Regions from separate parts of the Homo sapiens genome. Here all the other regions are linked to region 1. Evidence: chromatin loops called from intact Hi-C (ENCODE). Cell type or tissue: PC-3. All regions are shown on one strand. Each heading gives the region's core, and the rest is flanking DNA. Links, peaks and the distances in the headings are about the cores only. Region 1 overlaps LINC02421 (long intergenic non-protein coding RNA 2421). Region 2 has its middle 37 kb from the start of LINC02421. Region 3 has its middle 82 kb from the start of LINC02421. Region 4 has its middle 19 kb from the start of LINC01479. Region 5 overlaps LOC105369812 (a long non-coding RNA gene).

Region 1 (6,413 bases), core at 589-5,588:
ACCTCTTTGGACCCAACTTCACCTTGTATGTAAGAGGGGTGACATGAATATCTCATAGAATTGTTGCTTCAATACATGAGATACTGGATCTGGCAGAAGAGCTTTGTAAACTATAAAGTACAATAGAAATATTAGTTACTGTTAAATAAATAAAGGATTATCTGTGTCACTCAGTAACCATACACTGATGCTTTCTGGTCCTACCTGTCCTTTGCTTCTAGCACCTACCTCTGGAGAGACCTCTTCAAGAAGCTACAAAATGTATCCTGCCCCCAGGGCCAGCTTCATGGGCATATGACCTGTGCAATCTCATAGGTTCCCATGCTCAGAGGCCCAGGGCTTAGTTTAATGCTCTAGCTGTCCTCTTAATATTCTTAATAATTTTTGAAGAAGGGGCTTGTGTTTTCATTTTGGACTGGGCCTTACAGATTAGGGAACCAGTGATGGCTGCCATTTCTTTCTAACTTAGAATAAAATCCCTGATTTTAAATTCCTTGAAATTTGCTTCATTCCTAATCTTTTGCTTTGAGGATCTCCATGGAGCAAATAGTTATAAATTAATATTTCTGGTTACAATACTTTATGTATATGAACTATTTTAAAGTATATAATATATAATAGTTTCTAGGTAAAGCAGAATGCAAAATAGTGACTTGGTGATTGGGATTACTACTATTTTCCCTCTAAATGATCTTGATTCTGAATTTCTGAAGGAAATATTTCTTTCTATCGGTAACACAAGTGCCAAGCACACTGTGAATAGTCAAGAGAAGACAGTGGAATGTGTGAACTACGTCATGTACATGACATCAATCTATTGTGAGAGGCGTTCTCTTTGGATGATAAAAACAATCTTATAGGGTGATGGTTTTATTTCATGTACTGGTTTTATTTCATTTATTGTGGCTTAAACTAAGGGTATTTGAATTTCAAAACACCAGTTGGTGCAGCTTTCTTCAAATTCTTTTACAGCAACCCATTGAAACCTTAGACTGTCTAGGAAAACAAATATAATTTATGTTTGTTTCCAATCATAATATAGACAAACCTGATATTCTTGTTAAGGGAAGTTAGGTTGTTTGACTTTGTTGGGTGTATTGTTTGGCAATAAAATGGTGCTCAAATACTTTTAAAGTACATATAATTTGTTTTCAATTATAAGTAAAGTTGGCTCACCTTAGATGGGCTTCAGCTATACCTTTGTAAGTGGTGGACATTTCTGCAGGGGGAGGTAAATAGTGGCAATTTGGAATAGAAAGTTTGTGTTAGTTATCTATAGCTGCACAAAAACTTGCCAAAAATGTGTCAGTCTGGTATTTGTCTTTCACACTGTTTCTGAGGGTCAGGAATCTGGGAGCAGCTTAACTAACTTGTTCTGGCTCAGGGTCTTCCATGAAGTGGCAGTCGAACTGTTAGGTCGTCCACTGGGCTGCCCAACTGTCCATGAGACTGGCCACTGGCTTCCACCAGAGCAAGTGATCCAAGGGAAAGCAAGACAGGACCAAATGACATCCATAATCTCTCTTCCAGAGTGGTATCTACCACTCCTCCTGCACTCTACTGGTTACACACCAACCCTGATACAGTGTGGGAGGGGACCATATTAGAGTGTGAGTATTGGAAGCCAGAAATCGCTGGAGACTATTTTAGAGGCTGGCTATCACAGGGTAGGTGGGTACTGGCATATTCCTGAGTTCCGCTGAATCCTCTGCAAAAGAGGGGCAATTTCCAAAGTTTGTCTTCTCAGAAGCCCCACACAGCAATTTGAAGGCACGGAAGACCATACTCTGGTCAATTTCCAAGCCCTGTCAATGTATCTATAGTAGATACTGAATTGGGGGTGACAAGCTTGAAAGAACAAGCATCTACATAAATGAGACCATGTGAAGTGGCCCTACTTACTACACTCTTATTGCCATGTTAAGTGGCACCAGATTGAGGGTACAGGTTGTCTTAGAGAAAGATAAGCAGAAAACAGTATGGTATGACGGATCACCAAGCAGTGGGGAGTGCATTCCAGACTCTATACTGTGAATTTAGGGTTTCGTGCCAGTTTGCAAAGCTTCCTGAAGGTAGCGGGGAAGGCTTGGTGGAGAACTGAATAAAGAGATGACATGGAGAGGTGAAAGGGCCTGAGGGGAGGGTGGAAGCCCTGAGAAACGCAGGAAAGGGCAAGAGGCTGGTTCAGCAGCCTCACAGGCTGGGGTGAGGCTGGCTTCTACTTTCAGGGAAAGGCATAAAGGCTCCCACTCACCTTTTACATCAGGAAGATGAGGGAAAAAGAGTTATCAGTAGAGGAGAAGCCAAAGGTGTGGGCATTTATCAGACACCCACCTTATGCAATGCACTTTCCGTGGGTTTCGATTAACTCCCCACATGACTGGGAGAGGAGAGTGTGGTATTCTCTTCTTTACAGAAGCAAGTCTTGAACCCAGGATCATTTGCATCCAAATCACACACTATTTTCACAAAACATCATTGCTGTTGGGTGCCTCAGCTGGAACCTGTGAAAAACAGACGGGACTCCCTGGTGACTCAGAATGAGAGGAGGGAAGGAGGACACTGTGTAGTCAGCATATGGCCATGGGTAAACTTCCTCCTTTCTGTTCACAGTCCTAGGAGGCAGACTTTGACCCTCATAAAGGCACAGCTGTCCACAATCTTTGCCCGGCCTCTAGTTCTCCAGACAAACCCAGCATAGACCAGATTCAGGGTGTGCTGTGGGAGCCAGGGAGAGGTGCTCCCGTTTCAAAATGGTAGTGTTTGCTCTATGTTACTTTAAGTTTAAAAAGTGATTTCTCTTTTGGAGACGAGAGTGGCAGTTTAAAGAAGACAGAATAATTATGTAGGCAAGAATGTGAAAGGAAGGACCAAATCACAGTGTGGAAAATAAAACCAGAGTGACATTTGCTGCTTAGAGAGTGTAGTGTAGACAGCATGGACAGATAGGCTCAAATTCAGGCTCCACCTTGAAGTGGATTTGTGACTTAAAACAACAAATGTAAGCTCCAGGTCTTACCTGTGAAATGGGGTTGATGATGCCCACCTCTCTAGAACACTGTGTTAAAGGAGGTAACTTTAAATACTGCTATAGGTAGCATGTAGTAGGTGCTATATAAGTTGTAGTTATAAGTTGTAGTTCCTTTTTTTTTTGAGATGGAGTCTCACTCTTGTTGCCCAGGCTGGAGTGCAATGGCATGATCTCTGCTGACCGCAACCTCCACCTCCCGACCTCCCGTGTTCAAGTGATTCTCCTGCCTCAGCCTTCCGAGTAGCTGGGATTACAGGCGCCTGCCACCATGCCCGTCTATTTTTTTTTTTTTATTTTTAGTAGAGACCGGGTTTCAACATGTTGGCCAGGCTGGTCTCGAACTCCTGACCTCAAGTGATCCGCCTGCCTCGGAAGATTAATTTAAAATATTATCTTCTGCTTAGAGTGATGGCAAGCTGGAGGAATTGGGATAATGATGGTGTGTGGGATGGTGTGGGGGAGTGGATGTGGGACAAAATAAAGCTCAGGCAGAAGATGGGATTTCCTTATGGATCTGAAGATGCTTTGTAAAGAATGTGCCATGCACATTATCAGTGGGACCCACCTCATGCCATCAGTGTGTTTGTGGCAGAAGAAGGGAGGATGGAACACAAGGTTCCTAAAACCCAGCCAAATGCTTGTTCCTGCACCATATCATCTTGGGAATGTGGATGCCACATCTCTCTTTTGACATTTCTTGGTTATTTAAAGTTTAGCTGTAGCACAGCCTGCATATGTCTAATGCCTGGTGGGAGAAAGTGAATTAATTAAAGTCCCCTCATGCTGTTATTAATCAGCTTCTCTACAATTTTTATAGGAAGGCCAAGTCATCAAAGAGAAACCAAGACTTTCCTCCGTGGAGAGCTTGCATGGGGAAAGGAGAGAGACTCAATCCTCAGGAGAAAAGTTGAGGAGGTAGAGCTTTGGGGGACAGGGCCATCTGAGCCTGAGAACTGTAAGAAGCTTGCCTCTGGAGGGACCAGGAACATCTTATGGGGTGAGGGAATGCTGGTGGGGAAGATTCAGTCAACCAAAAGGAATCTTGCCTAGCTAGGCTTTCACTATATATGTGGAATGGAAGAGCCTTAAAAAAATAGATGATAGATAAATAGATAGAAAAGATGATGAAGAAAACAAAATTGTTGGGGAAGATTGGAAATTAGTCTCAAAACTACTTTGTAGTTATGTCTCTGTATTTTAGAACTTTTGGCTTAAACTAAAAGGTAGCAAAAATATATAGTTTATGCTCTAATGTAGATTTAATTTTTATCAACAAAAAATTTGTATATGACATTACAGAAGATGGGTGCAGATAAACATTAACCATTTATTTATTAAACTTATCAACTATAATGTAGCAGAATATTTGCGATTACGATTAAAGTAAGGTACCTAAATCAACTGCTTTCAGCTTTGCAATCACCATTCTAGTATCTAATTATGTAGGTCTGGTAAAGATAATTTCCTGCAAAATTCCCCCAGTTTAGAGCTATTCCTTACACTACCCATTGTGCAGACATTTTAAAGGAAAACAGCAAAGAGAAAGCTCAGTGCCAGGAGCGGTGGCTCATGCCTGTAATCCCAGAACTTTGAGAGGCCGAGGCGGGCAGATCACTTGAGATTAGGAGTCTGAGACCAGCCTCGCCAACATAGTGAAACCCCATCTCTACTAAAAATAAACACACACACACACACACACACACACACACAAATTAGCCATGCTTGGTGGCACGTGCTTGTAATCCCAGCTACTTGGGAGGCTAAGGCAGGAGAATTGCTTGAACCTGGGAGGCAGAGGTTGCAGTGAGCTGAGATCGCACCATTGCACTCCAGCCTGGACAACAGAGTGAAACTCCATCTCAAAAAAAAAAAAAAAAGAAAGCTCAGTGCTAACCTAGTGTAAAAGTGTGCATTTAAGTCCTCTAGTTTATGTCATTTGTATAGTATATTCTCTGGGACTATAATCTGTGTTTAAACAAAAACAGCAAGGAGGTACCTCCTCTTTCGCCTTTGGAGCCCCCTGCTCCTTCTGTCTCTGTACGAGGGAGCTTCTTCCGTCTTCTCCCTTCCTTCTTGCCTATTAAACTCTCCACTCCTTAAAACCACTCCACGTGTGTCCGTGTCATTTTTTCTAATTTGACATGAGGACCAAGAACCCTGGTGTTCCTCCACTTATCAGAGCCTTATCATTTTGGTGTGTTGGCCGGGAAAGGAAATTCAATCATCAGACTGGTGTGGAAGCTCGGAATTTATCTTGGGACCTCAAGCGGAGAGGATCACCCAACTCATGGGTATTTGAGGATACAAACCCATGGATGGGCTCGGCTTTAAAGGTCTTATCTGAGATTGCCTGATGGAACAGAGTTTCATCAAAGCCAATCCAAAAGGCCTATGTGGAAATAACCATTCTTGCTGCACTTCATGCAAATAATCAAGCCAAGTATAAGACTAAAGTTCATTCATAATTAGTTTTTACCAAAAATGAGGACTGGAGAGAAAAATTTCGCTCCAAAGCTTATCATGCATTTGTCATTAAATCCTAGTCTCATTAATTGTTTTTAAGCTTTTTTGCCTACATTTTAGATTAACCCTGCTTATTCCTGTGAATCAAGTGGTAATCTCCTGCAGCTTGGAAGAAAGAAAAAGGGATGGGTAATGTAAAAATCTGGACCAATATACTAGTTTTGGGCAATTATCCTGCAAATTCTGCTCGGTAATAAAAGTAAGTAGGGTACCAATAACCCGGAGGTTTCTTTGTTTGGGAAAATAAAACCAAGGCTTCATAAACCACCAACGGGAAATTCTGTATCTGGCAAATAAAACTTTACATGGAAATTATCTACTACACCACTCTTGTGGGAATTGCTATACTCCTTCTACTATTTGCAATAGGGTTATACACAGTAGCACCTTCTAACTGAGATATTAGACAAAGTTTCCATTGCTGTTGTATTTTGCTTATTATCTTTATAGCAGGGATAATAGTTATGGACAAAAAGGAAGCATGAAAGTTTTACTATCACTGAGTCTGCTAGGACTTCTTTTTGGGTCTAGTGATGCACTTTTAAATGAAACATGCTGCTTTTGGATTAACATCTCTAGTATAGTAAAGGAAAATCTAAGCAGACCCTTAGAAACTGGGTCTACCCAACATGGTGATTCCCGCAGCCTTCTTGCCCTTGGCACACGTGTTCCTGGCAACATGACCGCCCCCACATATCCCCACGTGTGTAGAACATCATGGTGCCCTGCATTTGCATATTAAAAGGCTAGGGTGGGAGGGCCAGCTCTTTCCAGGGCCACGTGAATGACATGCCTGGTCAAACCAATCCCCTGAGCCCTGTGCAAATGAGACACAACCTCCTCCAGCCTCTGCATATTA
Region 2 (6,413 bases), core at 843-5,842, 56 kb after region 1:
TGCTAAAATCTCTTCCATGCCTTCCCACTGAAATTAGAATTAAAATGTCAACTTTTTTGTGGCCTTGTCTGGTCTCTCCCTACTGACCAACCTTATCTCTCTCCTCCTTCCCCTTGTTTTGCCAAAGACTCAAGCCCTGCACTGATATTGCTTCTGGTCCTAATCCTAAACTGGCTCTTATGTCAGGACCTTTGTACTTCCAGGCCTGTCTTAACTCAAAATGTACTATTCTCAGAGAGGTCTTTCTCTTCAGACTGTACTTTCTAAAATAATGCCCCTGTGGCAGGTATTCTCTTACTCATCATATCACCCTATTTATTCCCTTCATAGTAATGATGAAAATCAGTATTTATTTTTACTTTTTATTTATCTGTTTCCTCCACTAAGAGCTCCAATGAGTAGGAACTCTTTAGTCATTACATTATCTCTATCAGCTAACAATAAAGAACGACATGGAGCAGAACTCAAAATATAATTGTTGAATGAAGTAAAGAAACCTTATTTGTTAATATTAATTTTTAATATAAACCATTTACAAATATGAACATGCTAGGTTCATGGTCCACATTTTTTAAAGGATCTGGTACTCCTGACATGCAAAGCTCCAAAGCAGTACCAACCTTCGCTATAGATATGTTCCCCAACCCTGTATGGGGTAGGGAAGGCTGGCTAAAGTTCGGTTGTAGCTTTGAGGTTATGATTTAGTGACATTAACTGTAACCACCGAAAGAACTTGAGGGAAGTATCTCTTAACCTCTTTTTAAATTTTTCATTTGAGCTACAAATATGGGTATTGAAAGAAGTTTTGACAAAGCTTTTTTTTTATCTATGCTTTATTGAAAATAAATAGTCTTTTTAAAAATGTTTTATTTTTTAAGAGACAGAGTCTCACACAGTCACCCAGGCTGGAGTGTGATGGTACAAAATCATAGATCACTGCAAACTTGAACTCCTGGACTCAAGGGATCCTCCTGCCTAGGTCTCCCAAAGTGCTAGGATTACAGGAGTAAGCCACCACGTCCAGCCTGAAGTAATGCTGTTAACTGCCTCTTGGTGTTTGTTTTCTGCCAATTGCATGCCATTTTTTCCTTTTGTAATAGTGTCTATTAGATAGTACAAGACGAGATCTATTAATTTCTATGCTTTTCTTCCTTCCTCATATTTCCTGATACTCTTTGTAGTTGCTAGAGGCTTCCACATTGATACAAGAAGAATTGGGATTGCTGTATCTAAAACTATAAGGGAAATAAATGGCTAATTACAGGTTTGTTTCTTTATTTACTTGTAGGGTCCATTCGGATTAAAAGTAAAGGCTTTGAGAGGAACTAAGTGTCCCACTTGTGAATTTATGCAACAACAAAGGTGAAGAAGAAAACCGTGTGTGTTATGGGGGAGGGGGGAAGTAGGGTAGAAGATCTTGCCCACCCTACCTCTTGGAAAACAGAAAGACTTAGGTGGGAGGTGCCCTTGAAGGGCCAGATCTGGGTTACTAGGAGGGGAGAAAAGAATGCAGAGGTGACAGAGCATGGCCAGTGGCCAAGAGCCACATGGAAGCCAAGCCAAAGCTGCAGGTGGCCGTCTTTCTTTCTTTTTTCATTACCCAAGCAAAGAGACTTTGAGGCAGTTCTCACCTGTGCCAGGACGGAGGCTTTCTTCCACAGCTGCCTGGGGTTCAGCCCTCAGCAGAAGAACACCTGTCTGCAACCTGAGACTCCGCAGAGCTCCCATCTACCTGTCCCGCTCAAAAACCACCCTGGTTTTTGAGTGGGACAAAAGGTGGGGTCCTTGGCCACCCAAGAGAGGCAGTAGTAAGTGGAACAGACACAAACCTGGGCGGGGCTGGATAGCAGAGAAATTCACTGCATGTGCCCAACCATTTTTCATTAGGAATAGGATGATATCCAGCAGTTTAGGTCATGCTTTTTGTTACAAATAAGCCCTACCACTGCCACTTCTAATTTAGAATTACCTCTAATGTGCTTCTTGGGATTCTGGCCTTGATAAAAATGTAGAAAACCATTTTTCTAACACAGGACTTCAGAAGGCAAATAATCACAGCCTTGTTGGCCTGCAGTGAGGAGTGGGACCAGACCCACCTTCAAGAGCACCCACATTTGAACCCTTGAGGGAATAAATACTTGATGCTCTTTACAAAAATCCTTACCCTTTCCATCTTCCATTCATATAACCCCTCTACCAAATTATGGACACCCGTGAAACGCTGAGAAGCAGCAGCAAAAATCTGTGCACTGAGCAACAGTATCTTGAAACTTAACTTCATTTTATTATACATCACTCTGTCTCAGAAAGGAACTCACCAGTTCTAACAGTCCTCTTATTGGGAAGCCGGCACAGAGATTTCTCTTTTCTCCAGAGGAAGGAAGAGGATTTTAGTATTTCACTCTAACACTTGAGTGAGTTATTAGGGAAATTCATTGCCTAACTGCTGGCTGCTGCTTCCTTATTATTTCTTCCAGAACCTTTAGCCTCTGATCAGCACTCTGAAATATAGACTGGTCCTGAAACTGCCTTTGCAAAAATTATAACTGAGACAATAATTACAGTGACAAAGATCTGACCTAACCGACTCCATCTTGCTTCTAACCTCTGAGCTGTCCTTGTTCATACCTGGGTGTAGGCTGAACTAACTTTGGGAGTAGCTTAGTTTATAGTTTAGCGTGGAAACAAAGACAATCACAACCCTTTCTCAAAACAAACCCCCTTCCTGCCTGGGGACTAGACTGCCTTTTTAGGACTAACAAATTAGCTACAAGATTAGAAATTATGATTTAGGAGTCATGTAGCTGGAGGCTGCAAGATTCTCAACCTCCCAAATTGCTCCTAGGGATAGCATCACTATTGTAAAACCTAAGAACAGTGCTTGAGATATTTTGCAGAACCTGCACTCGATGGATCAGCTGGCACCACCTAGATCTATAAACTAGCTCATCTGGTCTTGTGGACTCCAACCAGGAACTGACTCAGAGCAAGAGGACAGCTTCGACTTCCTATGATTTCATCTCTGACCTGATGAATCAGCAATCCCCACTTTCTGACCCCCTACCTACTAAATTATCCTGATTTGAGGAATGATAAAACTCCTGTCTCCCATACAGCTGGCTCTGCATGAATTAAAGTCTTTCTCTGTTGCAATTCCCCTATCTTGATAAATCAGCTCCATCTAGGCAGCAGGCAAGGTTACCCCGTTGGGAGTTTACAGTCCCTGTCCTTGGGGTGGTGGGGTTGTCATGCGCGTCCGTGTGAAGAGACCACCAAACAGGCTTTGTGTGAGCAACATGGCTGTTTATTTCACCTGGGTGCAGGCGGGCTGAGTCTGAAAAAAGAGTCAGAGAAGGGAGATAAGGGTGGGGCTGTTTTATAGGATTTGGGTAGGTAAAGGAAAATTACAGTCAAAGGGGGTTTGTTCTCTGGCGGGCAGGAGTGGGGGTCGCAAGGTGCCCAGTGGGGGTGCTTTTTGAGCCAGGATGAGCCAGGAAAAGGACTTTCACAAGGTAATGTCATCAGTTAAGGCAAGGACCGGCCATTTACACTTCTTTTTTGGTGGAATGTCATCAGTTAAGGCGGGGCAGGGCATATTCACTTCTTTTGTGATTCTTCAGTTACTTCAGGCCATCTGGGCATATATGTGCAAGTCACAGGGGATGCGATGGCTTGGCTTGGGCTCAGAGGCCTGACATTCCTGCCTTCTTATATTAATAAGAAAAATAAAACAAAATAATGGTAAAGTGTTGGGAAAATTTTGGGGGATGGTATGGAGAGAGAATGGGCGATGTTTCTCAGGGCTGCTTCAAGCGGGATTAGGGGCGGTGTGGGAACCTAGAGTGGGAGAGATTAAGCTGGAGGCAGGTCTTGTGGTAAGGGGTGATATTGTGGGGATGTTAGAAGAAACATTTGTCGTATAGAATGATTGGTGATGGCCTGGATACGGTTTTGTATGAATTGTAAAAACTAAATGGAATAACAGAAGGAGAAAAACAGGTATAAAAGGTCTAAGAATTGGGACGACTCAGGATGTCTGATTAGAGAGTGCTTAAGGAGATTCGGCATAGTCCTGCCAGCAAAGATTATTTATTTACTTCAAGAGTTAAGAGTGGCAGTTTGGGGATAGCACCAGGAGATATCAGCTGTGATGGCTTGGAAAAACAGTGTAAACCGGCAGTGTAAACAAGAGCAGGGCATGTATGAGTAGTTGAGAACGGTGAATAGGAGTATGACTAGACAGAAAATAGTAGGGATGACAAGTTTTTTTTGGTGGGGGGCACAGTCTAAGTTGGTCGTCTGGTGTCTGGAATGAGACTGGGGCCTAATAAAAAGGAGCGTCTATACAGGAGCTTAAATGGGCTGTATTCTGAGAAGGGAAACTGGTAAAACTATTGTCCAGTCCTTTTTAAATTGGTGGCTGAGCTTGGTGAGGTGTGTTTTTAAAAGACCTTTAGTCCATTCTACTTTTCTTGAAGACGGAGGACCATAAGGGATATAAAGGTTTCACTGAATACTAAGAGCCTGAAAAACTGCTTGGCTGATTTGACTAATAAAGGCTCGTCTGTTATCAGACTATATTGAGGTGGGAAGGCTAAATTGAGGAATTATGTCTGACAGAAGGGAAGAAATGACTGCGGTGGCCTTCTCAGACCCTGTAGGAAAGGCCTTTACTTATTCAGTGAAAGTGTCTATTTAGATTAAGAGGTATTTTAGTTTCCTGACTCGGGCATGTTGTTGAGAGGTTCTAAGAGGTGGGCTAGTGGCTTGTACTATAGCATAACCTGCCTTTGCTGGTGTGTGGCGATTAGGCCTGGTGGAACCGCCATCAATAAATCAAGTGTGATCTGGGTGAGGAACAGGAAAGAAGGAAATTTGGGGAAATGGGGTGAATGTCAGGTGGATCAGAGACATACAGTCATGGGGGTCAGGTGTGGTATCAGGAATAATATGGGAGGCTGGATTGATTGAAGTCCGGGCCAGGAACAATGGTAATTGTGGGAGACTCAACAAAGAGTGAGTATAGCTGAAGGAGCCAGGAAGCAGAAAGTATATGCGTCAGGTGTGAGGAAGAAAACAGATTTTGGAAGTTATGAGAACTGTAAAGAGTGAGTTGAGCATAGTTTGTGATTTTGAGGGCCTCTAAAAGTATTAAAGCAGCAGCAGCCACTGCACGCAAACATGAGAGCTAGGCTAAAACAGTAAGGTCAAGTTGTTTGGACAGAAAGGCTACAGGGTGTGGTCCTGGCTCTTGTGTAAGAATTCTGACCGCGCTAACCATGCCTAGGAAGGAAAGGAGTTGTTGTTTTGTAGAAGGTGCTGGGGTTTGAGAGATCAGTCGGACACGATTGGCAGGGAGAGCACGTGTGTTTTTATGAGAATTATGCCGAGATAGGTAACAGATGAGGAAGAAATTTGGGCTTGATTGAAGTAATGGGGGCTGCCTGTGAAGCTTTGTGGCAGTACAGCCTAGGTAATTTGCTGAGCTTGATGGGTGTCAGGGTCAGTCCAAGTGAAAGCGAAGAGAGGCTGGGATTAAGGGTGCAAAGGAATAGTAAAGAAAGCATGTTTCAGATCTAGAACAGAATAATGGGTTGTAGAGGCAGGTATTGAGGATAGGAGAGTATATGGGTTTGGCACCACGGGGTGGATAGGCAAAACAATTTGGTTGATAAGGCAGAGATCCTGAACTAACTTGTAAGGCTTGTCTGGTTTTAGGACAGGTAAAATGGGGGAATTGTAAGGAGAGTTTATAGGCTTTAAAAGGCCATGCTGTAGCAGGCGAGTGATAACAGACTTTAATCTTTTTAAAGCGTGCTGCGGGATGGGATATTGGCGTTGAGTGGGGTAAGGGTGATTAGGTTTTAATGAGATGGTAAGGGGTGCATGATCGGTCACCAAGGAGGGAGTAGAGGTATCTTATACTTGTGGGTTAAGGTCGGGGGATACAAGAGGAGGACACAAAGGAGGCTTTGGATTGGGAAGAAGGGCGGCAATGAGATATAGCTGTGGTCCAGGAATAGTCAGGAAAGCAGATAATTTAGTTAAAGTGTCTCAGCCTAATAAGGGAACTGGGCAGGTGGGGATAACTAAAAAGGAGTGCTTAAAAGAGTATTGTCTAAGTTGGCACCAGAGTTGGGGAGCTTTAAGAGGTTTAGAAGCCTGGCCGTCAATACCCACAACAGTTATGGAGGCAAGGGAAACAGGCCCTTGAAAAGAAGGTAATGTGGAGTGGGTAGCCTCCGTATTGATTAAGAAGGGGACGGGCTTACCTTCCACTGTGAGAGTTACCCGAAGCTCGGCGTCCGTGATGGTCCAGGGGGCTTCCGAGGCGATCGGGCAGTGTCAGTCTTCAGCCGCTAAGCCGAGAAGATCTGGGAAGGAGTCAGTCAGAGAGCCTTGGGCCAGAGTTC
Region 3 (6,413 bases), core at 1,000-5,999, 100 kb after region 1:
AAAGTGAAGAAATGCAAACCTTTTTCATAAAACTGGTGGCATATCAGCAGCTCTACTCTTAGGGGGCATGTGACTTGTTTTTCATGTGGATCTCTCAGTTTCTTGACTCTGGGGTTCCAATCCCAATTCTGATTCCCACTGAACAACAAAAAAGTACTATGCTGTAGCACTATTTTATCATTTGCACTTTGAGAAGTCCAGTCTTCATAAGTGTGTGTGTGCCTCGGGGCATTTAGAAATGCACTAACATAGTTGGCAAAGAGCAGTGGGCAGGTGCAAAGGGTTTTCTTTTTTTCTTTTTTGAGACAGAGTCTCACTCTGTTGCCCAGGCTGGAGTGCAGTGGCACAATCTCGGCTCACTGCAAGCTCCGCCTCCCGGGTTCACACCATTCTCCTGCCTCAGCCTCCCGAGTAGCTGGGACTACAGGCGCCCACCATCACGCCTGGCTAATTTTTTGTATTTTTCAGTACAGACGGGGTTTCGTCGTGTTAGCCAGGATGGTCTCGATCTCCTGACCTCGTGATCCATCCGTCTTGGCCTCCCAAAGTCCTGGGATTACAGGCGTGAGCCACCGTGCCCGGCCAAGGGTTTTCAATGAAGATAAACTGTTAAGACATTTTCTTCTCCTTTTGCTTCATTTTGTGTCTCCTTGCAGTATTTGTGTTTTTTTCCCCCTCTAATATTGAAGACATTTTCTATTTGATTTGTGATTCAACATTCAATGTGGAAAGTCTGCTCTCTAAGATCCAGATAGAAACTAATATACTGCTTTAGGTAATCTTACTCTATGACCTTCCTCACTAGATGCCTAATGTAGGACAAGATTCTCCTTTTATAGTTTCTGAGTGCCTTCTTTTTATGTGGGAGATTTAGCAAATGATGCTTGACAAATCCTTTCTCATAACTTCTAACTATTAAAATGTCCTTTTTGTGAGTCATGTTTTCTTTTTACCTTTACTTCGGGAGTTTTAGATTTATGTTCCATACCCTGCAAAAAATAAAGATTTTTCACAATTTAAAAATAAAGTCTACTTCATGCAGAGGGCAAAACTCAATACCACAGAGATGCCACCAGAGGCCTGATAAATAAATGGATTAAGAAAGGATCTGGATAAAGTTTGCAGGGTCACAAAAGACGTAGGTAAACTCTGGGCTATGCCTCACTATAGTAGATCAGATTTGCCCAGTTGTAAGTAACAGAAATTGACTCTGGCTAGCTGACACACAAGGAGAAAAAGGGGGAATTCAGCAGAAGGCAACTGGAGAATCACAAATATATAAAGGAACAGTTAAAAACAAAACTATAGGAGGAGAAGTATGAAAGCAGCTTCAGGGACCTCAACATTCAAAGCCCATGGACTTTTTCTTCAAGGAGCTCTTGAATATAACTGAGCTCCATGGACCCCAGTACTTGTGTCTCTGTTGTTCACACCTCAGATTCCTGGGACTCAGTATCCAATGGTCCCATTTTGGTCAGTTGTCTGTTTTTATGGCAGTTATGGCAGGATCCTAGAACACAGACTCAATTCTTAGAACCACACCTGTAGAAGTAAGCAGGTATTAGTTTGGGCCCTCTAAGAAGCAGATGCCAATACGGCATTAGGCATGCAAATGATTTACTGGATAAAACACCTATGAAAAATAAAAGAGTGGAACAGAAGATACCATGATGCAAGTCTCACCCCTATGAGGGAGAGAGAAAAGGAAGCAGATTTGAATTGCTTCCTGAGAACTTAAGACTGCAGCACTAAGGAAATTCTGGCCAAGCCAATTCAAATTCTTGAGCCAAAGTCACCTATCAGAAAATTCTTACAACCTCATTAGAATGAGCCTGCCTTAATATCCCTACCATTCTCAGTCATTGGCCAAGAGCAGCCCAGGGAAAAGATGGCCTTGGATATGAGTATTGTGGTAGATTCAGAGTGCAGCAGCTGGGGCCATCAATCAATGATATCCCTCATAGCAGGAGATGTGAGTAGTACATTTCCATGGCTGCCACAGAGCTGTTCCTCAATAAGAGACAATCACAGACAATGGGAAGGTCACCCCAAGAGATGTCCTCTGCATTTGCCTTTTCAGTTAAACTCTTGAGAATTGAGTGATGCCTCTGTTTGAGGCTCTATTGGTACCAAGCCATGGGTCTGATCGGACTCAGTAATTTCTAATATCCATTCGACTTTGGCTTTGCATTATCCTGTTTTGTCACATTCTATTTTAAGATCCTACCAAATGAAATAGAGTTGAAACAAATGTCCTCTATAGTATTATATGAAAGTCATCCCTTGGGTAATGATACATAAGACCCTATCAAATGAAATAGAGTTGAATCAAATGTCCTCTACAGTATCATAGGAAAGTCATCCCTTGGGTAATGATACCTAAGATGGCTGGCCCTGGGTTGTTTTGCTAATATAAGTAGATTCATTCACTGGTTTGCTCTGTTTTTTTGTTTGCTAGGAGCCATATCTATAGAGCTACACTTTGGCTGCTACTTTAACAACAAACAGAGCATGATTTTAATGGCCAAAACACGACTGCTTTCATGGAGGAAAACAGGAGTTGAAAATAGAAAAAGATCAGAAATGGCATGTTGATGGGGAGAAGAGGTGCCCAGTATTCCAAGGAGAATCCCCCTGCCCTGCTACATATAATTGATTCTGGCTTTCCCATCTACAGAAGTCTCAGGATTCACTTAAATTACAGTCTTAGCTTTGTTTTCTCCTTAGCTGCTCACTAAAAGATCCAAGTGAGTTCAAAAATTCCACTGACTATGTAGACATGCAGGCCCTAAGAGAAAAGTAGAGACTTGCTCAAAACCACTCCATAGGTATACCTCTGATACTGCACACATACTATATCCTAGGTCTCCTCTGAGACCTGGTACATGTCTTCTGTTCTTTTTTCAAATGTCTTCCTTTGCAACTTTCAGTTACTCTTTTGCGAACACGTTATAATGATATTTACTAAGCACTACTTAATGGCATAAATTCTACCTTAAGGCCTTAAAAGCTTTATTTTCAGATGTCTGTAAAATCTTGTTTAAGAATAATATGGGTCCAAATAAAATTCTTATTTGACTACCTTAGTCATGACATAAGCTCCTATAAAAAGCAACCTCCAAATCTTAGCTACTTAACACCCAGTGTAGATGTTTCTAACTGGATGACTCTGCAGTAGCTCTCTTCCAAGCAGTGACTCATGATCCAGGCTACTCCCATCTTGTGGCTCCATTATATTGAGATTTTAGTCACCCTAGCATTACCCAACACCAGACAGGAGAAAGACAATGAGAATGGAGGATTACATATGGAAATTTCTTTCTCAGCCATGCTGTAAAGTGGCTTATATTATTTCTCTATATATTCCATTCACTATAACCCATCAAATGGCCCAACAAACTGCAAGTAATGATTTACTGGGGAAAATACCTGTGAAAGATAAAGTAAGTAAGGCTGGGAAATGTCATTTCTTCATTGTGTGAACATCACAGAGTGCACTTACACAAAGCTAGATGGTATAGCCTACTACACACCCAGATTATATGTTATAGCCTATTGCTCCTAGGCTACAAACCCATACAGCATGTTACTGTACTGAATACGGTAGGTGATTGTAATACAATGGTAAGTATTTGTGTATCTAAATATAGAAAGGGCACAGTGAAGAAATTACAGTCTAAAAGATAAAAATTGCACACCTATACAGGGCAGTTACCATGAATGGAGCTTACAGACCTGGAAATTGCTCTGGGTGAGTCAATGAGTGGGTGGTGAGTAAATGTGAAGACCTACAGCATTACTGTACACTACTGCAGACTTTATAAACACTGCACATTTAGGCTACACTAAATTTATTTTAAAAACTCTTTTCTTTTTCAATAATAATTTTAGCTATTGTATGTAGCTTTTTTACTTTATAAACTTTAAAAAATCTTTTTGGTTAAAAACTAAGTCACAAACACACACACATTAGCCTAGGTCTATACGAGGTCAGGATCATCAAGACATGTAGGCGATAGCAATTTTTCAGCTTCATTATAATCTTATGGGACTACTGGCATATACGCAGTTCATCATTAGCCAAAACATCGTTATGCAGTGCATGACTGTATGTCCTATATTTATTTTTCATAAGTATTAAAAGCTCTAATTTCCCCTTAAACACAGTTGTAGCTGCCTCCCACAAATTTTACTATGTTGTCTTTTCATTGTCATTCAGTTCAAAATATTTTCCTCGTGGTTTATTCTTTGACTTACAGATTATTTAGAAGTGTATTGTTTAATTTTTACATATTTAAAATTTTCTTACACATTCAACTAATTTCTAATTTAGTTGCAGTTTCTTCAGAGAACATACTCCCTATGATTTCAATTGAGACTTATTTTATGGCTCAGAATATAGTCTACCCTCAAGAACTCACCATGCACTCTTGAAAAAAGTTTATTTTGCAATTTTGCACTTGTTTGGTATAGTGTTCTATGTATAATAATTAGGTCAAGACTGCTGAAAGTATTGTTCAGAACTTCTCTGATTTTTGTTTGAGTGTTCTATTAATTGCCATGGGGGAGATATAAAAATCTTCAACTATAATTGTGGTATTATCTATTTTTCTGTTTAACTCTGTCAATTTTTGCTTCTTGTATTTTGAAGTTTTTTATTAGGCACATATGCATTGGTGATTGCTAGGTTTTCCAGATGCTTTGTCTTTTATCAGTATGAAATGTCCATCTAACTTTTTATAAAGGAATTGTAAAATACAAAATCTATTTCATCTGCTGTTAATAAAACTACTCCATCCTTTTAAAAAATTTTAATTGTGGTAAAATACACATAAAATTTATTATCTTAACTACTCTTAAGTGTACAGTTAAGTATATTCACATTGTTTTATAACCAACATCTATAACTTTTTCATCTTTCAAAACTGAAACTATACCCATTAAACAACACCTCCTCATTTCCCCCTCCTGCCAGTCCCTGGCATCCACCATTCTACTTCTGTTTCTATCAGTTTGACTGCACTAGATACCTCATGTAAATGAAATTGTACAGTATTTGGCTGTCTTTTGGGAGTGGATTATTTCACTTAGCATAATGTCTTCAAGTTCCATTCATTTTGTAGCATGTGTCAGCATTTCCTTTCTTTTAAAGGCCGGATAATATTTCGTTGTATGTATATACTGCATTTTGTTTATCCATTCATCTGTGAATGGGCATTTGGATGGCCTCCACCTTTTGGCCGTTATGAATAATGCTATGAATATGAATGTATAAATATCTCTTCAAGACTCTGTTTTCAATTGTTTTGGTGATACACCTAGAAGTATGAGTATTGCTGGATCATATAGTAACTCTATTTTTAATTTTTTTAGGAACTGCTGTACTGTTTTCCATAACAGTTGCACCATTTTACATTCCTACTGTATTAGTTCATTCTCATGCTGCTATGAAGAAATACCCGAGACTGGGTAACTTATAAAGAAAAGAGGTTTAATTGACTCACATTTCCCCATGGCTGGAGAGGCCTCAGGAAACTTACAATCATGGTGGAAGGCTCCTCTTCACAAAGTAGCAGGAGAGAGAACGAGTGCTGAACAAAGGGGGTAACCCCTTATAAAACCATCAGATCTCGTGAGAACTCACTATAATGAGAACACTGTGGGAGAAACCACCCCCATGATTCAATTTTCTCCACCTGGTCCCACCCTTGACACGTGGAAATTATTACAATTCAAGGTGAGATTTGGGTGGGGACAACCCAAACCATATCACCTACTGATGGTGCACAAGGGCTCCAGTTTTTCCACATCCTCACCAACACGTATTTTCTGCCTTTTTAAAAGTTTTTATTTTATTTTATTTTTATTTTATTTTTTGAGACTGAGTCTTGCTCTGTAGCCCAGGCTGGAGTGCAGTGGCACAATCCTGGCTCACTACAACCTCCACCTCCTGGGTCCAAGCAAGTCTCCTACCTCAGCCTCCTGAGTAGCTGGGATTACAGGCACCCACCACCATGCCTGGCTAAGTTTTGTATTTTAGTAGAGATGGGGTTTCACCATGTTGGCCAGGCTGGTCTTGAACTCCTGACCTCAAGTAATCCACTTGCCTTGCCTCTCAAAGTGCTGGGATTACAGGCATAAGCCACTGTGCCTGGCCTCTGCTTTTTTTTATACCAGCCATCCTAATGGGTGTAAAGAGCTACCATGCCTGGCCTCTGCTTTTTTTAATACTAGCCATCCCATTATGGGCTTTCCATCCTTCTTATCTATACTGTTTGCATGCTATAGTTTTTCCATCTAGTTACATTCAAACTTTGTCTTTATATTTAAAGTGTATCTCTTAAAAACAGCCTACACTGGAGTCTTGTTTTTTTTCCTCACATTCTGATAACATCTGCATTTCACTGGGTATA
Region 4 (6,413 bases), core at 583-5,582, 200 kb after region 1:
TGCCAATTCTTTTTTTCTTTCCATTAATTAAACCTCATTTCTGTTGCCCTATTTTGTTGGTGAGGGCCATCGGGATAGTGTTGAATATCATGAGAGTTAATATTGCTGTTTTAGATAAAACTGAATCTAATATTTCCTCATAAGTATGATGGTTTCTAAAGATGTTTGCTATAGCCACTCTATATTAAACCAAGGAATTTTTCTTATATTTCTAGTTCTTAAAAGGCTTTTATTTTCCTCTCTCCTATAAATGGGTTTTATATTTGTTTGAATTCTCTTTTTTTTTTTTTTCAGCTTTCTTGGTATAATTACCTGGTTTTCTTCATTTAATTCACTGAATTGCCTTCATAGATTTGCTAATGTTGGAGCATCTTTGCAAGAATTAATGTTGATTTATTTTAAATGTCCTGCTGAATTCAACGTACTGAGTTTTTTAAAATAGAATTTTTGCACTTATCTTTATGTTTTAAAACAAATGAAATTGTTTTCTGCCTCATGGCCTGTAGCCTGGTTAGTTCCTCAGCTAAATTTTTTTCCCTCTGTTCTTTGAATGCCTCACTCCTTCTATTTAGTTCTCAGATTGAAGGTCAACATTTTTGCTATCACTTCTTGATTTTACTGTTTAATATTTCCCCCACTGCAGTGTTCCCTTACATATTATTCTGTTTCATTTTCTTCAGGGCACACATCACTGTTTAAGCCATTTTATTTATTTGTTCACTCATTTATTGTCTGTCTTCTCCAAAAGAATGTAAGTTGCATGAGGGCAGCAAGTGTTCATTTAGTCTACCACGTTGACTTCAGTGTCTCCACATTGAAAACACCACGTACACTAGATGGCAGAAGTTCAGAGGCATGGGCTTGGGCTTTGGTGGTGAACTGTGTGGCCTTATGCAAGTTATTTAAACTCGCTAAGCTCCAACTCTATAATATATAAAAGGGGAATAATAGTAGTCACATGACACATCTCTGGAGGGATTAAAGGAGACAACATATTTTAACAAATTTCAAGAGCTAGGATAAATTAGCTGATCACTAAGTGTTAGTTTTCTTAACTCCCCCTTTTCCCTTAAGATTGTAATAAGATACCAGGAAAAAGGAAATAGCGCCTAGGAAAATGCTGTGTGCAATCAGGTATATATTCTGGCAGAGAATCTTTGTATGCAATTAGGCAGAGCACTCTGCCGCTATTATTACAGCTCAACACATTGGTTTGAAACAGCTTCACTTTTTACTGAGATAACATTTTCACATGGAAATTTCAGTGAATGTTAGCCTTCAATATCTGAGTTTCTAATTCTTTCAGCAGAGTTTATAATTTTCCAGAATGCCCCTTCTTTTAAGGTGTTAGTTACAATGTAGGCTATTTCATGAGCATTTTCTAACTCCAGCCTTTAAGACAGAATTGTAAAGCAAGAGATAGAATTCTGCAATAATTTACTGGTTGATTCCCAAATTTCAAACTTTAACATAGGTGTCAGAACAATAAGATGATTTATGATTATGACTGACAACACAGGTTGCTCTTATGCATGTATCTATTCAGGAGCCAGTTATATTTTTCTAGCTGAAAAATCATCTTTAAAGTTGTCTTGAGGGGTCTGAGTATCCCCCGATTGCCATGACACAGCAGCTGTTTTGCTCTCAGTTTCCTTGTTTCAGTTTTTCCATCCACTTATTGAGTTCCAGGTTGTATACCTGGTGCACACCCGCACCCAGGCAACTTACCCTGTAATTACTAGCAAATTACCTAAAAGTAAATAAAGAGCCTGAAGTATTGAGTTAAAAAAGGTAGCTCCACAAAGTGATATTACCATGACCCCTTTCTGGATTTGGCTCTTGATATCGCTGACAACTTTTTCTTGAAATTCTCCAAAGTATGTCACTCAGTTGACCAAATGGACAGCAGAATGCTTTAGGTGTTTTCATACTTTCCAGTGGCACAGCTATGCCTCATCCAATGGCAGTGGATATTCGCCAAAGTGTCACTCTTCACCAAAATGTGCAAAAACATAATAAAAAATAAAATGATGTAATCTCATTGGAATTTGTGCAGGCTAAACAACCGTGACTGTGCTAAACCACCTATATAAATCATATTTCAAAGCATAAACTGCACATTCTCTCAATTTAAAAGAGCTGAATCTGCATTAAAACCTCAAATGGTCCTGAATTGAGGCCTCATTAAATAGAAAATTCACCAACTAATGCAGGTCAAGAAACCAGTTTGCTTAGGCAACAAAACATTTGTGGCATTTCTCTCCTGTATGAATTCGTGCACGCTGGAAAAGGCAATGATTCTGGTTGAAGGCTTTCCCACATTCATTACTTTTATAAGGTTTCTCTCTGGTATGCATCTGACTTACATCATGGGAAAGCTAGTTTCATGACTCCTTTGGAATAGTTGTGGTCCTGAATATGGAAAATCAATTAATGAATAGCTTAAAGCACAATAGTCAACAAATAGATGTGAAAATTCTTTGTGAACTTTAAAGTCTTACTTAAACGTGAGATATTATATACAGTGTTTTATGTTAGACTGTGAGCTTGTTAAAGAAAGAACTATGCCTTCTTTTTCTTTCTACCAGTTCCAGTGCCTCGTACAACATAGAAACCATAAGTGTTTTTGAAAGAGCAAATGAATATTGGAAGGAGTAAGGTGATAGCTAAAGCTAAAACAATGTTTAGGGAGAACAACTGAAACAAAAGCAGCATTTGTGTCTTAAACTCATGGCCTCTGAAACAGCCTTGATAGATAGTAGAGAGGGTCAGATAGAGAGAGCCTGACTCAGAGATTGGGAAGCCCTATATGGTTGGAAGAGAAAGTAAGAGGAGACCCAAAGTATTAGACCACAGAAAGAAGTTCTAATAGTCAGTGTCAAGAGATTCAGCAGGAGGTTGTGTATCAGGATTTGGGTTTGGGAGTGGTATGGAGCTTACCTATCTCTAAAACGAGCAGGAGGGCAAAAATGAATCCCAGTCCCAAAGAATTCACTAATGGCCAGCAAACCAACACAGGAACCCCAGCACAGACACACAAGATAGGAAACCAGTTGTTGAAACTACAATGTAACGGGGCTGATTTAATAAAAACCTGTTACATGAGTTATAGGTTTTTTTTTTTTTTTTTTTTTTTTAATGTATGTGCCCCACCTTAGGAAAGCCAGAAATAATGGCAACGAAGAAATATTCATTCACAGTGAGAAAGCCATTAGAACGTTGGCTGGAACCTAGGGGCATATCGAGGGCCCACGTGGGAAGGACAATGACAACTTGTTTAGTCCTCACTGGTTTCCCAGTCTGTGGATCTTATTTGAATTATCCAAGTCATCCAGATAATGGGAAATAGAGAATGTGAATCTTCCATATTGTGGTATTATTAAAGAGCATTAAGTAACGAGCTGGTAGGTTCTTTACCTCTTATTCATGTATTACTCAGAAATGCCTCACTTTTCTGGAATTCCAAATCTCTCAGCAATCATATTCAAATGCCATCCCTTTTACTAACACACATATAAAGTGGTGATAGTTTTTTTTTTTTTTTTTTTTTTTCATTGAAACCTACACTTGGCCTCTGGAGACAACTGAACTTATTTATAGCAGTGCAGGGATTCATTTTTAAAATTACTTTCCCATGTCGTCTATGACACATAAAAAAGAAAGGCGTGCTCTGAGCCAATTGGGATAGGGATTATGTATGGCATATGTAGCAACTGCTCCTCTCTTCCTGTTTTGTACATGTGTCCAATAGAGGAAGAGCAGCTGCATCATTTGTCATTAAGTATTAGGCAAGTAAGGGCTTTGTCTGGGGAGAATGACACAGAATAAACATTTCCCACCTTGGAAATAAATGTCTCCTATTGGCTTCGATGTGTGTGTTGATAAACGATTTTCGATTGCCTAAGGATTTCTCTGCTAATGGGAGGCCATTACTTTCTACAACGTTCAACAACACTGATATTATCCCGCGATGCCAATGCATTTGTGCTCCGTGGCAGTCATGGAGACTGAAAGTGCCTGCGAAACCAATGTGTGACAGGTCACATTTGCAATGCCAGTGCACAGTTACCCTCTGCAGAGCTTTGCTCTCCTGGGATACTTCTATTCTTAACTATTCATCGGAATTTAATTACTAGCAGACTTTTCATCCTGAAAGTTGCCACCACCAGCTAATTTCAACAATACAAGAAGCCCCAGTGTCATCCAAGAAGGCCACCTTATACAAAGTACCTAAAATAGCTGCAAGGTTCTCAAGTGAGTATTCATAGTAAGAGAAAAGAGTGCACGCTGGCCAAGTTAGAAGTGGGATCCTGGAGCCAGCCTCTCATTCTTGGCAAACAACGCAAATGCAGCAGGCCTCTCTGTGATAGCAGCGTGGCAGCGAATGAACAGCTCCTTCTCTCCCTTTAGAAAATGTTTAGGGCCATCGTTACAGAACTCTTTTCAGGCTTCAAGTTTTAATGTTCTGGTGGGAGAAATGAAAGTATCATTTCCCAACACATTAGAAAATGCCTAAGGTACACAGATAGGATGGGCTACCTGTTTGCCTTATTTCGTATATCCAGCCAGATTGTCTACATATTGCCTTCTGAACATACCTTCTACTCTCTCCTTTCCAAATATCTGCTTCCTTTGATTTCTGCCAAATGAAATGTTTGCCCCACCACCCTGCCCTACGACCATCCTCTCTGATAAGCAAGGTACTCAAATAAACTATATCTTAACAAATAGTTACCCCTGTAGCATGATGTACTTTCAATTGGAGAGCAGAGACCAAGGAAGGAAAACGAGATTTCAGGAATCATGCACAACATAATGGACCAAAAGAAGACAATGGCAGAGAAGTGAAGGGAGAGATGCCAGAGGGCATCACTCAACAGTACTCTTACTGTTCTAGGGACACTGATAGATGGACCGCATGATGTACAACATAAGACAACAACAAGGTTATGTGGATAAATTCTATAGTAAAATACACTTAAGAAACAGTAGTCCAAATAATTAAAATACATTTATTTTCTGCAAGATTTCCCAGAGCCTGATGTGTGTTGTTATTCTCCAAGAAGTAGATACATTTGACCCAGGATTCCCCCTCCTCCCTTTTTGGTAATAACCTCTCTTAGAACTAATATTCCATGGCACACGGGTTTTAAAAGAGTTTCTCAGAAAAAAAGGAGAATTAAGCATATGATAGAAATGAAATGGTTTAAATCTCGGGATGACTGAAAAATATGTACATTCTACCCAGATAAATAAATATATATATATATATATATATATATATGAATCAAAAGTTGGGTAAAATATAAATTAAGTAGGATAATATATGAATAAAGGGATAGATTCTGTGTGATATCTCTGTCTTGACCTAAGGACAATGACATTGTTGCTGGTTTATAGGGTTTTGGGGGGTAGTAGGGCACCCAACTGAAGGTATTGTGCTCTTGCTTTTGAAAATATGTCAGTGAACTTTGTGCACTACAACATGGCTTATAAGTCCTTTATGATCTGCATCCCGTCTCATGCTACTTTCTCTCCTTACTCCCTTTGTTCTAGTCACCTTGACTACATGCAGGTTTTGAATAACTCTCTCATTTTGGTGCTATTGTGTTGCTGCATCCCTGTCTAGAACACACCTCCCAGCCTTTTTTCCTGGATAACTCCCAGTCATCATTCAAGTTTCAATGTAGATGTTTCTTTCTCCAGGAAGCTTCCCTACTCCCTCTGCCAATGAATCAAGTCCTGCCAGACCCCCACCAGGTGCTCCCATTGCCCCTGAATGCCCATCACATTCGATTACAGTTGCTGCTGTGCCTGTCCATATTCCCCACTAGATAGTAAGTTCAGGGAGGGGACTGATCTCAGTCATACTCTCAGCCCCCAACCTCATGGCACAATGAAGCCACCCCAAAACTGTTAATTATCAATTAATTAATCATCTAGTGCAACATCTCTGTCAAGTTACTCCAAGAAGATAGTGTGATGGAATGGGGCCCTAGCACCTCCCCCCAATACACACACAGTGACAAGAAGCTTAGCCCTGACAAGCTTATGCTAGCTTCTATCAAAGGACTTGAGGATTTTTTCTCTTTATTCTGCTTCTTGAGGTTCAAAGTCCTCCAACTGATTACAATTCAAAAGTGGGACTTTTAGGGTAAGGAGAAAGTTGTGATATAGGCAATGTACACAGAGGTTGACAGATTGACCAATTCATTCATCTACTAGCATGTAAGCTCCATGAGACCAAGAATGAAAGTCAGTCCATCTGCAGCAGTGTGTGAGCAGAGGAGTGGCAGGATAATGCTGGAGAAGGCAGGAGGAAACTGATCACACAGGGTCTTGTAGACTAGTAAGGATTTTTGTATGAAGTACCAGGACACAACTTTATTATACAGGGCTTTTAATGTTAAAGT
Region 5 (6,413 bases), core at 459-5,458, 280 kb before region 1:
CAGGTCTCTGTAGGATTGGGGATAGAGGTGCTTGCTACTTATTGTTTTCACTTTAGGGGCTTCAGCCAAAATGCAGAGAGAGCAGGAAAATCCCATTTGCACCTAATGAAAATGTGTAGGTTGAAAGTTCATCAGGAGTGAGCTTGCTGTGTTGACTGCACTTTGAGACTTCCTCATGAGTCATTTAGAAAAATATTTCCAGATTTTACTGTCTCTGGAAATTAGTGTTTGCCCTCAGGAGGTGTCTGTGAATGTGTATATATCTGCTTCAACGATTATTTGCTAGATAAACAGAAAAATAATAGCCATGTCTACACTGGCGGAAAACTATATATAAAATTTATGGAGCACATCTTTGCTAAGGTGTGCTCTATATGTGTGTTAACTCTTTAAAGCCTCACTATAATCATCACCATATCACAGAAAAGGAGACTGAGGTGCAGGAAGTAACATGAGGAGGTCACAAAGCTGGGAGAAGACATCTTCAAGTCCTGGTTGCTTCATTTCAGAATTCCTTCTTTGGGCCACTGCACTCCTCTACCATAAGGCTGGACTGCACTGAGGAATAGAGATGTTCCCCCATTGCTGACTTCCTGATGAAGCTCCTCTGAATTTCCTTAGTCTGAATGATGCATAATTAAGGAAATGTACCCCTAGGGAAGGAATGGCTCCAAGGTCAAGATCAAGTCTGAGTAGTGAGTTGGGTATCAAATCTTGTTTTTGCCACTCTGCAGAGTGGGAAGAACACATTGTTTTGGAGATGTGAGACACTGTGTAGGAACAAGCTTGTGTCCATGATGGAAACCCCATGAGGAAAGTCTACCTTTTTGGATAATTTTCCTTTAGGTGATGTGTACAGATTTAAGTTCCATAAGAAGAAAATGTGGTGTTGGCTCCTTGAGTTACCCTGGTTGTTCAGACGAGACCCATGCCTTTTGCTCCTCTGTGGTGATGCTATGGAGAATGAAGGGTCTGGGCACTTGATTGAAGTATAGCCAGTACCACATCAACCTCTTGTCTGAATCCTTGAAAAGGGAGAAGTATCCATCTAAGGGGATTGTCTGGGAGTTCTGGATAGTGATCAATGGAGGAGAGGCCTACGGAAGTAGAAAGGAGAACAACAGGGTGCTCAGAGCAAGTTCCAATTCAGAGAAGTAATGTGAAATAAATCTCCCCCTTCCCAATATATTCTTAAAGAATCTGACCCATACCTGGGCAGTAGGAGAAGAGGATGCTTGGGTTAGATCTTTCTTCAGTAAAGACCAATGAGACTGTCACGTCCTTCATGCTTTCAAAGACAGCAAGTCAGAGTGAATTTTGTGTATCCTATTGAATGGGATTTGGCAGAGACAGAATTGAGGGGGCCCTGCTAGATCTGCAAGGGCAAGGAGAGTGCAGACATTGAACTTTGTTTGGAATCCTGGCTGAGGTGTCTTAGGTAGGCAGTGAGGAAAGCCAGTAGTCTCAGCTTCAAGGGCAAGTGGAGTCTAGAATAAAGAATAAAGGGGGTAGTCTGGTGGTGAGAACAACATCAAGAATCAGGCATGGCAACTCAGAAAAGCATCCTGGAGAATGCTTTAGTATGTCAGACTTCGTATGGAGTAACTTTCATCTGAGGACCATATAAATAGCAACAGAATAGCAATGTTTACCAGTCTTCATTCATTTTACAAAAGCATATAGAAGGCTTCATGTGTGTCTGGCCTTGCATTAAGCTCTGGAGACACCTGCAATTAGAAGAGCCTGATCTTGTTTTGAACAGTTTATAGTCCAGGGGTGATCTGGAACATCAACATGATGGTTTCTAAGTTTATTGATGGGATACACACAGGTGCTCTGGGCTCATAGGAGGGTACACAACCTAGACTTTAACTGGGAGAAGTGATATCCAAGAAGACTTCCTAGAGGAAGTGGTATTTAAAGGGAGGCCTGTTCAGGAGGGAGAGGCTACAGTTGAGGCTGGAGAGAAACCATCAGGGTCAGATCGTAATGGGTTTTATGGCAGCCTAGGAGGTAGGTAGTGCTGTCATTATTTTATAGCTAACGCCAGTGAGCTCAGGGGGTTAAGTGACTTGCCCTGAATCAAACAGTGCAGGGGACAGACCTGGAATTGGATCTAAAATCTATCTTACCACAAAGATGAAGCTCTTTCCACTCCACTCCTCTCTGTGCTTTTTAATTTGGGAAAAGTTTAATGAGCTAAAATTTTTACCCCCTCAAAATTATGTGTCCATCTCTAATAGGCCTCTCTGTCCCACTTTGAGCTAAAAGTCATTGCATCCTCTCAGGATCAAACAAATTGAAATTTATTTTAAAATATTCTTCGCCGATCCTAGTGGAGGCAGCAAATCACCAAAAACTCAGCTCAGGGCATCGGCCTAATGCCTCCGTGAGGGAAGTCTTGGAAGAGCCGGGTCACATCTGTGTTCCAAGTGAGAGAGTCCAGAGAGAAAAGCACACAGCAGTTTCTTTCATAAAAATGTTAAAAGGACTAGTTTGTTCATGACCTTGGTTGATTAGGGTCAGGTACTTGACATAATAATGCTTAATATATCAGAAAAATCTGTGTTTGCTCACTGGCCCATGCGCCTGATCCGGCTTCCCCAGCTGTAACTTCTCAGGACTCAGCCCTCGGGAAATGCAAGTCAGTTTGAGCTGTTTTTTTGTTCCCCCTCCCTTCCCAGTTTGGTGCAAAATCCAATGTAATTTTGGCATTTAACCACTGATAAGTGAAAAATAAAGTTCATTGAAAGTGAGTGTTGTCATAGTTCATAAGAACTCACAGTCCCTGCATCTGGACAGCTGCCTTCTTGGCCAGACATCCGATGACAGTCTTTCCATTTTATCACAAGGCTTTGGACTTCAGTCACTCTATGTTTCCCTCCCTGAGGCAGTGCAGACCCTGATTTGTCTTAGACAAAATTAAGAAGCAGTCAAAGAATGCCTTTAGGGCCATCAAACTCCCCCTTTTCCCTCTCGTATGGAGTTTCACACTCAGTGGCTTAGGTGCCCAGCATGCCATGATCTTTCTCTCCTTCCATTAAAACGATGACCAGGAAAGAATCTGAAGCATAGTCATTGGAAGGGAGGAAGGAGTAATTATGACAACAATAGCAGCTAACACTTAGATAGCACATACCATGGGCAAGACAAACGATTCTGAGTTTCATGTGCATTGACTCACAAATTGCTCCAATAACTCTATGCATTACAGAATATCATTATCTCCTTATGACACAGAGAGGTTAGTTTACTTACGTAAGGTCATGTAGAAGGTTGTAGAGACATGATTTGAACCCAGGAAGTCTGGTTTCTTCCATGTACTTAACCATTATATTTGAGAATGAACGTGATTAGTTGGCCAAGATGTTGCAAGCACTGTGCTAGATACTGTAATGTGTTATATTACTTAACATTCCTAACTAGCTTTTGATAAAGGTTTTAAAACCTCATTTTACAAGCAAGATAGAGAGGATAAATGATTTGCTAGGATTTCATACCTAGTAAGTGTCAGGGCAGAAATCTAAATTATGATCTGAATGAGTGCAAATTCCACATTGTTTCCACCGGAGCATTTCTGGATCCAGAACATCAATCCCAGGGTAAGTGTCACTCTCTTTTGATATGGCTCTCACCTGAAACCTCAGCACTCCAGGAGGCTAAGGTGGGAGGATTGCTTGAGGCCAGGAGTTCATGACTAGCCTGGTCAATATAGAGAGACCACGTCTCTGCAAAACAAAAATTTACAAAAAAATTAGCCGGTCAGAGTGGTGTACACCTGTAGTCCCAGCCACTCGGGAGGCTGAGGTAGGAGAATCACTTGAGTCCAGGAATTTGAGGTTGCAGTGAGCTATGATTTTGTGCCCCTGCACTCCAACCTGGGCAACAGAGACTCTGTCTCCAAAAGAAAAAAAGTATCAGAGCATTAAGTTAGATGATAGGAGTAGTAGTGACCTGTAGGTAGGAGAAACATTTTATTTGGTGGGGGTGGGGGGGCAGGGGTGATGAGAGTTTCTTGGCCCTAGAAATTACACTCTGTAGGCTGGTGTCTACTCAGCCATGCTAGCACGCTAGCCTCACATAGAAGCTTTTTCTCTGCAGTTCTAGCCCACTGTATTTGACTGGCCTCACCCCAATAGTTCACAGCTTCCCCACCCCCAAGTCACCATATCTGAAATTAAACTTGCTTTCCTTATATTCCCATCTAGGGTTAATAGTGTTGCCTAAGGTTGAAATACCCCTTCTCCTTCACCTGCCACATTTAATCAGTCCCTAAGTTCTACAGATTCTGCCTTTTACCAACGTTTCTAGTCTATTCTCTTATGCCTCATCACTCACACTGACTTTGTTTAGATCATTCATCATCCTTTGCCTAAATTATTGTAGTTGTCTCCCAAGTGGCCTCCTTACTCTGAGTTTTTCTCTCCTTTACTCTATCCATCATACCGCCCCTTGTGTAATTGCTCTAATATGAAAATCTGATCATGTCACTTCCTTGCCCAAAATCTGTCTGTTGCAGGACCCTAGCACTTACATAATATTTCCTCAAACTGCATGCTAAGGGCTTCAGTGATGTACTCTTGGGACTGAAGGTATCATCAGAAATTAAAAAAAAAATACTTTAATTTCAAGGACAGTTTAAAATTTAAATAGATGCATCTTCTAGATCATTGGATGACTGTTTGTATAACTAAATGCTGCCAGTTGATTTGTCTTTACAACTGCCTTTGCATTTAAAATTACCCTGAAGACAGGCTGGGCATGGTAGCTCATGCCTGTAATCCCAGCACTTTGGGAGGCCAAGGTGGGTGGATCACCTGAGGTCAGGAGTTTGAGACCAGCCTGGCCAACATGGTGAAACCTGTCTCTATTAAAAATATAAAAATTATCCGAGCATGGTGGCTTGTGTCTCTAGTCCCAGCTACTCGGGAGGCTGAGGCACAAGAATCGCTTGAACCCAGGAGATGGAGGTTGAAGTGAGCTGAGATTGCTCCACTGCACTCCAGCCTGGGTGACAGAAAAAAAAAGAATTACCCCAGAACCAAACATATAGACAAGGGAAGTGCTGGCCATGTGACATCACCACAGCCTCTTTGAATGGTTGGTTCCAAGCTAGTATGACTAGGGAGGAGTGACATTACTGAGTCATTGCTCAGCACGTCACGGAGACAACCTGAACTGAAAATATTCCACATGCTTACAGTCAGTACCACATTCCTAGGCAGCAGACATTTTGTTTCAGTAATATTCGTTGCATTAAATGAATTTTGTTAATTTGCATTTAATTGGTTTTACATTATAATTCTTTTGGATTTATAATTGCATAAGGTATACACACTGGGAAGTTATACCCCATGGTTAAACTAAATTTGGTCTGAGAATGCCTCCCTACCTTGAGTGCCTAGGTAACAAACTACAACCTAACTTAGTACACACACAAACTGAAAGCCTAACTAGGAGTAAAGTCTCAGCCAATCACAGGCTACCAACTGATCAGACCATGTGCAAATAAAGCAACCACTGAGCTGTAACCAATCAAGCTGTTTCTGTATCTCACTTCTGTTTCCTGTCCATAAGGCTGCCTGTCCAACCTTGTGGACCGAGATCTCTGAACCTCTTCTGCTTCCGAGGGCTGCCTGATTCACAAATTGCTTATTGCTCAGTTAAACACTGTTAAATTTAATTCATCTGAAGTTTTTTTTAACATGCTTTATGTTTGTATATATTTAAATAATGTAGTAAAAATGAGTTGTCAATACCAAGAATATTTAATTAAATTCTTTTAAAAAACTGATCCATACAGTTTTCCATACCAAAGTCTGGGAAATCCTTACCTGACCAGTAGAATCAAGCACAAATTCCTCAGAGTGGCATATGAGGCCATTCTGCCCTTTCTCAAACACCCTTCAGCCTCATTTCCTGCATCTCTCCCAAAGGCTGCTCCTTTTCACTGGAGTAGAGCTTCTGGACAGTAGGGACTCTTTATTCATGTGTGTACCTACGGAACCTATCAATGAATGTTTACACAATAAATTAATGCGGGAATAAATGAATGAACATGTGATGGAAGCCAGGAGGAAAAGGAATAAGGCTCTTTTGCAGACCAATTAGCCAACTCCTAACATTACTGGAAATGATAAGAGTAGAGCTTCTGGACAGTAGGGACCCTTTCTTATTCATATGTGTACCTACAGAAACTATCAGTGAATGTTTACACAATAAATTAATGCGGGAATAAATGAATGAACATGTGATGGAAGGCAGGAGGAAAAGGGACAAGTCTCTTTCACAGACCATTTAGCCAACTCCTAACATTACTGGAAATAATAAAGTTCCTTGCGTAACCCCAGGCTGGGACTTTCCAGCCTCCCCTATCTCAGCCACAATTCTATTACAGAATAAGTTATTTACAG

What was found. Peaks named below come from ENCODE experiments on the same cell type or tissue, not always from the same donor. Only the 100,000 strongest peaks of a DNase experiment are listed, where the experiment ranks them.
Region 2: it touches region 1 in a loop (3-fold over the local background); 3 of 110 quality-filtered maps call a loop at or near these places.
Region 3: it touches region 1 in a loop (2.4-fold over the local background); 4 of 110 quality-filtered maps call a loop at or near these places.
Region 4: a loop joins it to region 1, with 2.2 times the contacts of the local background. A loop is called at or near these places in 3 of 110 quality-filtered maps.
Region 5: it touches region 1 in a loop (2.8-fold over the local background); 2 of 110 quality-filtered maps call a loop at or near these places.

What each region holds. Positions count from the first base shown.
Region 1 is chr12:67,708,182-67,714,594 of GRCh38, forward strand. LINC02421 (long intergenic non-protein coding RNA 2421) reads right to left here. Exons shown (of 5, transcript NR_110063.1): 5 at 866-2,504. Among named protein-coding and RNA genes, the nearest start is that of LINC02421, 18 kb to the right of the region's middle. In PC-3, for the core only: no CTCF peak of the experiment used is centred there; a DNase peak (open chromatin) is centred at 2,570; H3K27ac peaks cover 318 bases.
Region 2 is chr12:67,763,560-67,769,972 of GRCh38, forward strand. No RefSeq gene overlaps it. Among named protein-coding and RNA genes, the nearest start is that of LINC02421, 37 kb to the left of the region's middle. RefSeq lists an enhancer at 3,474-4,197. In PC-3, for the core only: no CTCF peak of the experiment used is centred there; a DNase peak (open chromatin) is centred at 2,982; H3K27ac peaks cover 1,336 bases.
Region 3 is chr12:67,808,428-67,814,840 of GRCh38, forward strand. No RefSeq gene overlaps it. Among named protein-coding and RNA genes, the nearest start is that of LINC02421, 82 kb to the left of the region's middle. In PC-3, for the core only: no CTCF peak of the experiment used is centred there; DNase peaks (open chromatin) are centred at 3,204 and 5,224; H3K27ac peaks cover 2,100 bases.
Region 4 is chr12:67,907,127-67,913,539 of GRCh38, forward strand. No RefSeq gene overlaps it. Among named protein-coding and RNA genes, the nearest start is that of LINC01479, 19 kb to the right of the region's middle. In PC-3, for the core only: no CTCF peak of the experiment used is centred there; DNase peaks (open chromatin) are centred at 2,155, 2,295, 3,425 and 3,545; H3K4me3 peaks cover 293 bases; H3K27ac peaks cover 3,323 bases.
Region 5 is chr12:67,428,450-67,434,862 of GRCh38, forward strand. All of the region lies in intron 3 of LOC105369812 (a long non-coding RNA gene), which reads left to right. Among named protein-coding and RNA genes, the nearest start is that of LINC02420, 11 kb to the right of the region's middle. In PC-3, for the core only: a CTCF peak has its summit at 2,374; no DNase peak of the experiment used is centred there.